Linked DNA regions of Homo sapiens: regions 1 and 2 are each linked to region 3. A link is an interaction called in ENCODE POLR2A ChIA-PET data of the cell type or tissue named here. Cell type or tissue: CD4-positive, alpha-beta T cell. All regions are shown on one strand.

Evidence for each region. Peaks named below come from ENCODE experiments on the same cell type or tissue, not always from the same donor. Only the 100,000 strongest peaks of a DNase experiment are listed, where the experiment ranks them.
Region 1: POLR2A ChIA-PET joins it to region 3 with 8 read pairs; 2 of 35 experiments call an interaction of 5 or more read pairs at or near these places.
Region 2: POLR2A ChIA-PET joins it to region 3 with 5 read pairs; 4 of 35 experiments call an interaction of 5 or more read pairs at or near these places.

Annotation. Positions count from the first base shown.
Region 1 is chr19:885,919-888,418 of GRCh38, reverse strand. It overlaps MED16 (mediator complex subunit 16), which reads left to right. Exons shown (of 16, transcript NM_005481.3): 5 at 2,218-2,500. Among named protein-coding and RNA genes, the nearest start is that of MED16, 6.0 kb to the left of the region's middle. RefSeq lists an enhancer at 2,074-2,500. In CD4-positive, alpha-beta T cell, no CTCF peak of the experiment used is centred here; no DNase peak of the experiment used is centred here.
Region 2 is chr19:1,243,079-1,245,578 of GRCh38, reverse strand. ATP5F1D (ATP synthase F1 subunit delta) reads right to left here. Exons shown (of 4, transcript NM_001687.5): 3 at 1,394-1,482; 4 at 754-1,264. The coding sequence ends at 1,142. Among named protein-coding and RNA genes, the nearest start is that of ATP5F1D, 2.6 kb to the right of the region's middle. RefSeq lists an enhancer at 732-891 and a silencer at 1,092-1,251. In CD4-positive, alpha-beta T cell, a CTCF peak has its summit at 1,042 (motif pointing left); DNase peaks (open chromatin) are centred at 178 and 988.
Region 3 is chr19:1,130,768-1,133,267 of GRCh38, reverse strand. All of the region lies in intron 4 of SBNO2 (strawberry notch homolog 2), which reads left to right. Among named protein-coding and RNA genes, the nearest start is that of GPX4, 28 kb to the right of the region's middle. RefSeq lists enhancers at 1-244, 1,573-2,237. In CD4-positive, alpha-beta T cell, no CTCF peak of the experiment used is centred here; DNase peaks (open chromatin) are centred at 237, 947, 1,407, 2,387 and 1 weaker place; H3K4me3 peaks cover 2,500 bases; H3K27ac peaks cover 2,446 bases.

The DNA of each region.
Region 1 (2,500 bases), 240 kb after region 3:
CTGAGTAGCTGGGATTACAGGCACCCACCACCACACCTGGCTAATTTTTGTAATTTTTTAGTAGAGACGGGGTTTCACCATGTTGGCCAGGCTGGTCTCGAACTTCTCACCTCAGGTGATCCGTCTGCCTCAGCCTCCCAAAGTGCTGGGATTAGAGGTGTGAGCCAACGAGCCCGGCCAGACCTTTATCTTTTTTGTTTGTTTGTTTGTTTTTTGAGACAGGGTCTTGCTCTGTTGCCCAGGCTGGAGTGTAGTGGCGCGATCTCGGCTCACTGCAGCCTCTCCCTCCCGGGCTCAAGCGATTCTACTGCCTCAGCCTCCTGAATAGCTGGGATTACAGGCGCCCGCCACCACGCCCGGCTGCTTTTTTGTATTTTTAGTAGGGACCGGGTTTCTCCATGTTGGTCAGGGTGGTCTCGAACTCCTAACCTCAGGTGATCTGCCTGTCTTGGCCTCCCAAAGTGCTGGGATGACAGGCGTGAGTCACTGTGCCCAGCTTCAGTCCCTTCTCATCACCCGAAAAGGAAACCCAGTCCCCATCCTGCATCACCCTGATCCATCCCCCACCCCAGCCCCCGAGACCCAGTTGTCTCTCTGGATCTGCCTGTCCTGGACATTCATAGAAACAGGATCACACACTGCGTAGCCTTCTGTGTCTGGCATCTCTTACTGAGCGTGATGTCCTCAAGGTGCATCCCCGCTGTGGCCTGAGTCAGAGCCTCGCTTTTTAAAATAACCAAATACATTTTTTTTGAGACAGAGTCTTGTTCTGTCAACCGGGCTGGAGTGCAGTGGTGCGATCTCGGCTCACTGAAACTTCCACCTCCCAGGTTCAAGTGATTCTCCTGCCTCAGCCTCCCGAGTAGCTGGAATTACAGGCACGCACCACCGCGCCCGGCTAATTTTTGTATTTTTAGTAGAGACGGGGTTTCACTATCTTGGCCAGGATGGTGTCGAACTCCTGACCTTGAGATCTGCCCGCCTCGGCCTCCCAAAGTGCTGAGATTACAGGCGTGAGCCACCGCGTCCGGCCAAATTTTTGTTTTTTAATTACATTAATAAAAGGCACATGTGCTCCTTTAACATAGTCTCAGACATGCCAGCCTGCGACCCACACAGACGTGTGGTGTGGACACCAGATGAGTCGTCGCCATGGCAACCCCTCACCACCAGGCCTGGCTTGCTTCCTGGACTTCTGGACCTGCTTCTTGCTATAAGAAGTGTTTTTTTTTAACTTGTAACTTAGAATGGAGCCGTACGATACGTATGATACACTTCTCTTCCTCGCATTTTTTCACAACGTAGAGACATTTTTCTTGTTCTTTTTTTTTTTGTTTTTGAGACAAAGTTTTGCTCTCGTTGCCCAGGCCAGAGTGTAATGGTGTGATCTCGGCTCACTGCAATCACCACCTCCTGGATTCCAGCAATTCTCCTGCCTCAGCCTCCTGAGTAGCTGGGATTATAGGCACCCGCTACCATGCCCGGCTAATTTTTTTGTATTTTTTATTAGCAACAGGCTTTTACTGTGTTGGCCAGGCTGGTCTTGAACTGCTGACCTCAGGGGATCCACCTGCCTCAGCCCCCCAAAGTGCTGGGATTATAGGCGAGAGCCACCGTGCGCAGCCAAGACCCCATCTTTTAAAAGACTCACGTTGAAAGAAGGGTGGATGTTTCCGTATGTCAATAATGACTTGACAAATTTGATTTGAAATCAAATAGTGCCCGCAGCAGCCGCTGGTGCTTACACAGCACTTCCTGAGTGCTATAGCTCAGGTCTGCACAGTGCGGCCCAGGGCCTGACGGCCCCCGCCTGGGTTTGTGAGTGTGGCTCATTGGCACCAGCTGCCTGTGTGCCGCCACGGCAGAGCCAGAGCCAAGTCGTTGCAACAGGGACCACCTGGCTCCCAGAACCGAGCATGCTGCTGTCTGTCCCTTTACAGAAAGGGGAGGTGACTCCCGTTGCGCACACGTTCACCCGTTTAATCCTCCCCACTGTCCTCTAAAGCAAAGGTGCCGTTCCTTCCACCTTACAGATGAGGAGACGGAGGGTCAGAGGGGATCACATCCCACACGGCTCAGGTGGCCGAGTCAGGATCTGAACCCAGGTGCACACACTCCTGGCTTCTGCGTGGTTCTTCTGTGCGCGTGTTTCTGGGGGTCATGGGGCAGCCCCCATGAGCCTGAGCGGCCCCTCCTCCCTCCCTCCCTTCTCCACAGTCGGGCGCCTCCAGCTTCGGGGAGAAGTTCTCCCGAGTCAAGTTCTCACCGTCGCTCACGCTGTTCGGCGGCAAGCCCATGGAGGGCTGGATCGCGGTGACGGTCAGCGGCCTGGTCACCGTGTCCCTGCTGAAGCCCAGCGGGCAGGTGCTGACGTCCACCGAGAGCCTGTGCCGGCTGCGCGGCCGCGTGGCCCTGGCCGACATCGCCTTCACCGGCGGCGGCAACATCGTGGTGGCCACGGCGGACGGCAGCAGCGCGTCGCCCGTGCAGTTCTACAAGG
Region 2 (2,500 bases), 110 kb before region 3:
GCCTCTCTGTCACCATCCCAGCTCCAGTGACACAGGCAGGCCCACCCTCCCCACTCACCCCCCTGGAATTCCCTGCCTACCCCACTGCACAGGGCCCTGTCCCAAGGAAGGGAGGAGGTCAGGAGACCCCAGCCCCCGCCGTCCACACACCAGCTGGAGCCAGTGTTGCCCGCCCCCAGGGTTATGGAAAGGAGAAGAGGCAGGCCCAACGGGGCAGTGCCAGGGAGCCGCCCCCTCCTGGGCCCACCCCACTCCATCTGGGGCCAACCCAGAAGCCTAGGTGCCCACGGAGGTGCCAAAAACACTGCAGATTCGGCACCCGGCCAGGCAGGGCCACCCACAGGACCGGCTGGCACAGGGCGGGGCCAGCGTGGGAGCGGGTGGGGCCCGCCTCTTTCCAGAGGCTGGTGGGCAGGGCCAAGGGCCAGCAGGGCTCAGGGTCAAGGCCTGGAGACCAGGAACTCGGCAGAGGCGCCAGGAGCAGCAGGGACACCCCTCCCTGACCGATGTCCCCATCACTGGTGACCTTCACCCTCCCCACCGTTGTAGGGTGAAGGTCAGCAGCCTGCCCGCCTGGCTGCACCCCACCCACCCCCTCGAGCCTGCTTCCTACGGACCTCCAGGTGCCCTAAGGGACATAGTCCAGGGGAGCTCAAAGGCCCTATTTGCAAGGGACATGGAGGACGTGAGCAGGGGCCCAGGACGCTCCCGGCTTCACCGGGCCAGGTGGAGGAACAAGAGCCGAGCACACAGTCAGGCTTCCGGGTCTTTAATGGGGCGGGGGCTGGGGGCAGTTCATCCAGAGGTGGCTCCGAAGCTGAGGTCAACCTTGGCGGCTGGCTCTGCAGGGCAGAGGGGATGGTAAGCGGCCCGTCAGGCTGGGGGGATCTTGAGAGGCGGAAGGAGAGCCCCATGGGTGGCAGCCACAGCTCAAAGCTGAGGAGGAGCTTCCCTGGCCCAGTCCCCAGAGCTTTCAACACAGGCAGGGCCTGGGGCCCAGGCAGAAGCCTGCACTGCCCTCTGGTGGCCTCCTTGGCAGGCGCGGCTTCCCCAGGTGGCCGGGACCCCAGGAGCTGGCTGGGCCCACCTGGCATCCCTGCCCAGCCCCTGGCCGGGCCTCGGGACACCGGGTACGCACCGCCTACTCCAGGGCCTTCACCAGGGCCTCGTTGGCCTCGATTCGGATCTGGATCTCTGCCCGCGTGGCCTCGTCAGCTGTCCCCACCAGCTCCGCCTGGGCCTTCTCCAAGTTTGCCTTGGCTGCCTGCAAGGGGTTGAGGGGCGGTGAGGGGCCAGCAGCGACCCCAGCCCGGCTCCTGGTCCCCCAGCGCTCCCTCCCCCGCAGCCTGGACAGCTCCAACCTGCTGAGCCTCAGGTCCCCTCTGACACTCACCCCCAGGTCCAACATGTCCAGCGTCACGGCCTCTTCGGCCAACAACTGCACCGAAGAGTCGGCGTTCACTGCGATGGAACCGCTGCTCACTGGGGGAATGGGGCGGGGGGAAGGCGTGAGACCCCAAAGGGCTGCACAGCCTCAGGGACTCCCCTGGTCAAGTCCAGAGCCCCCTGTGAACCAGGAGCTCCACAAACATCCAAGTCTGTGTCCTGAGTGTGCAAACAGACCCACAGGACTGGCCCTGGGCCCAACATGGCGGGCAACTGCTAGAGAAGAACAAAACAGGGGCCGCAAGAAAGGACTAGAAGCTGGAGGAACCCCCAAAAGCACTGCCTGGGGACAGAGGCCCTCCCTCTGACCCACCACCCATGGGTTGAGCTGGGGTCAGGGCCAAAGGCAAGCTGAGTTCAAATCTGGCCACCACTGGAAACCAGTGAGGCTTAGAACTGCTTTTTTTCCTGCACAAATGACCTTCCTCCCCTAATCTGATCAGCCCTCCCAACATGGTTTTTTGAGGGGTTTTTTTGGCACAGGGTCTCACTCTTGTTGCTCAGGCTGAAGTGCAGTGGCATGATCTTGGCTCACTGCAGCCTTGACTTCCCCGGCTGAAGCGGTCCTCTTGCTTCAGCCTCCCGAGTAGCTGGGACTACAGGTGTGCACCACTACAACCAGCTAATTTTTTGTAGTATGGGATTTCACTATGTTGCCCAGGCTGGTCTCAAACTCCTGGGCTCAAGAGACCCTCCCACCCCGGCCTTCCAAAGTGCTAGGATTACAGGTGTGAGCCACCGCACCCAGCCTCGCCTGGTCAGTTTCTTTTTATTTTTTGTAGAGACAGGGTCTCACTATGTTGCCAAGGCTAGTCTCAAACTCCTGGGCTTAAGCGATTCTCCCACTTCAGTCTCCCAAAGTGCTGAGATTACAGGCATGAACCACTGGGCCTGGGTGGTTTTACATCTCTTGCTTCGACCATCCTACATTGGTTGGTCCAGAGCCAGTCATAAACCGGCTGAGAGCAGGGTCCCCTCTGGTTCGCTTTCATCACCGGCCAGCCCAGGCTCCTCAGTGGACAAACCTGCTAAAACTGTATTTTTCTTATTTGAG
Region 3 (2,500 bases):
ACAGAGGAGGAGCCGTGGCCACCTGCGCGGTCTCGGCCGCGGTCTCGTGGGCAATGCGGCCTCTGCCCCGTCAGTCGCTGAGTACAGGCAGATGGGGCCCGTCCTCTCCACAGCCCGGCCGTCCTCCCACCCCCTCTGGCCCTGGGGCCTCCCCAGCTCCTCCAAGGACACCGAGAATGACCGCCTGTGGCCCAATGTGAGGTCCCATCAGGTGTCTGCCCCGCGGTGTCTAGGCCCCTGTGATGCGCCAGGGTCCTCACAGTGCGGGCAAGAGTGTGGCCGCGGGCGGGCTCGCGGCCCGGGGTTGCCCCAGCAAGTGCATCATTGACACTTGGTTTTCTACCAAAGCGAGAACGTTCTTTTCCCAGGACGCTACCACTTGTTCCTGCCCAGGGGGCCGAGGCCGGGTCTGGCCAGAGCCTGGAGAGGAGGGGCCCAGGCTCAGCTCTCCCTCCGCCAGCCCCAGATCAAGGGAGGCCACGGGGCCCGCTGAACCCCCTGGGCACGGACAGCAGGGAAAGAGCAGGGAGGGGACTTTGCTTCGGCGGCAGGGGCTTCTCGGGGACCTCAGCCTGCAGGGGTGGGGTGGGGAGAGCCCCAGGGGGGCGCAGCAGGGCCTGAGGTGCGCTTGGCATGCGTGGGGTGCTGGGTGAAGGGAGGCGGTCTTGGCCGCAGTTTCCCTGCCTGTGGTTTGGGGGCACCAGGAACAGCAGCTGGTCCCCGTGGAACGGAACCCAGCTCCCTGCAGTCTGGGGAGACCGAGGCCCATGCCCACCTGGGCATTCTGCACGTCCGCCGGGTGCCCCAAAGGGGGCTGGTCCTGCGGCGGGGCACGGGTGGGGTTGCGTGTTGACAGCGCCTGTGGGAGATCCGCCCCGTACAGTAATTCTCCTCGCACTGCCGGTAATTGCCCTGACTTACGGGGCCGGCATCATTTCCTGAAAGTCAGCCCCGGCCTTAGAGGAAGTAGGCGCCGGCGGCGGTGACTAAACCGACATGCAAATGCAGCCGGGCGGAGAGCCGCCCCCGTCCGCCCCGGCCGACCCAATGCTGGGGCTGCTGCCGCGGTCATGAGGGAGCCGCTCCCGGGCAGCGCTTCCTGGGGGACCCCTGGCCCCCCGAGCGCCGGGACCATGTCCCAGCTGCAGCTGTGGCTGCAGTTTGAGGCTCTGAACAAGGTAACACTCCCTTCCCGGGGCGGGCGAGGCCCTCGGGGGCAGGGGTCTGGGAGGTGGGACCCCATTCAGGACGGCCGGGCCCCCTGCCGGAGCAGCCGGCATCTCATCCTAGAGTCCGAGGCCGCCAGGATCTAAAAAAATCCCCACCCCGCCCCGTCCGTCTCTTCTGGCAGTGAGAGGGAATCTGCCGGAAGGTTCCGAGGCAGAGATTTAAGACTTCGGGCTGGGAGCGGCGCCCTGTGCGTAGGCTGGGGGACCCGAGCGGAGTGGGGGGGTCGGGCTCAGCCCTGCCCGGACGGGGGCCCTCAGTGACAGTGGCAGTGGCTGTCGGGAGGGCTGCGTCCCCCTCCTTCTGCCCCTGGGGTAGGACCCAGAGCTGTGGCTTTCCTCTGGAGAAGCCTCAGGTGGAGGGGCTCTGGGTGTCTTATGGGGCTCTTGTAGGGAGCGGAGGCTGGGTGGGCCTGGTCAGGGCTGGCTCTGGTGGCGCAGGCCGGCAAATCCCTGTGGCTCTGTGGCTCCCCATGGGTCCTGGAGCACAGGGCAGCGGCAGCACATCAGGTCTGGAGTCAGTTCTGGAGTCAGGTCTGGAGTTGGCTGCCCAGGGCAGGAGGAGCTGTGTCTGCTGCTTTTGAAGCGGGCAGAGCCAGGTCCTCCCAGCCAGGTCCTCCCAGCTCCCCACCTCAGCCCAGGGCTCCTGAAATGCTACAGAGACAAGAACCACAGCGGGCAGCCCCGGCCCTCCCTGGGGCCCCAGAACTGGGGGCTGGCGGGGAGGGATGCAAGTGTCACCCTTGAGGGGCCTTGGTGCTTGCCCTCACTACAGACTGCAGAGGGGCCCGGTTCCCTGGGGAGGCACTGGGTCCGCTGAGCTGAGGCTGGAGGGTGGGTGGGTCATGTGGTGAAGGATGCAGGAGCCTGGGCCGGCCTGGAGGGGCTGTGGAGGGACACACAGGCGCGGGTGGGACTTAGGCTGTCTCTGAGGTGAGCTGGTGGCTGCTAGGAGTCAAATCCAGATGTGGGCAGAGGACGGAGCCACTGTGGGGGGAGCTGGCCTGGCTCTGTTCAGCTTCCCACATGTGAACAGGGCCAGCCCTGGGAACCCCGTCTCCCTCTGTCCCTAATCGCTGAGGGCACCTGCTAGAAGTGAAGGCTTCGAGGGCTCATGCACCTGGTGGGGTGTCCTGTGCTGGGAAGGACCGGACGGGGAGCAGGGCGGGGCCTCGAGGCTGCGTTCTTGAAGCCTGAAAGCTGCAAGCACTCCCTCATTATTAGACTTTCACTTTTATTTATTTGTTTTTGTGACAGGGACTTGCTCTGTCACC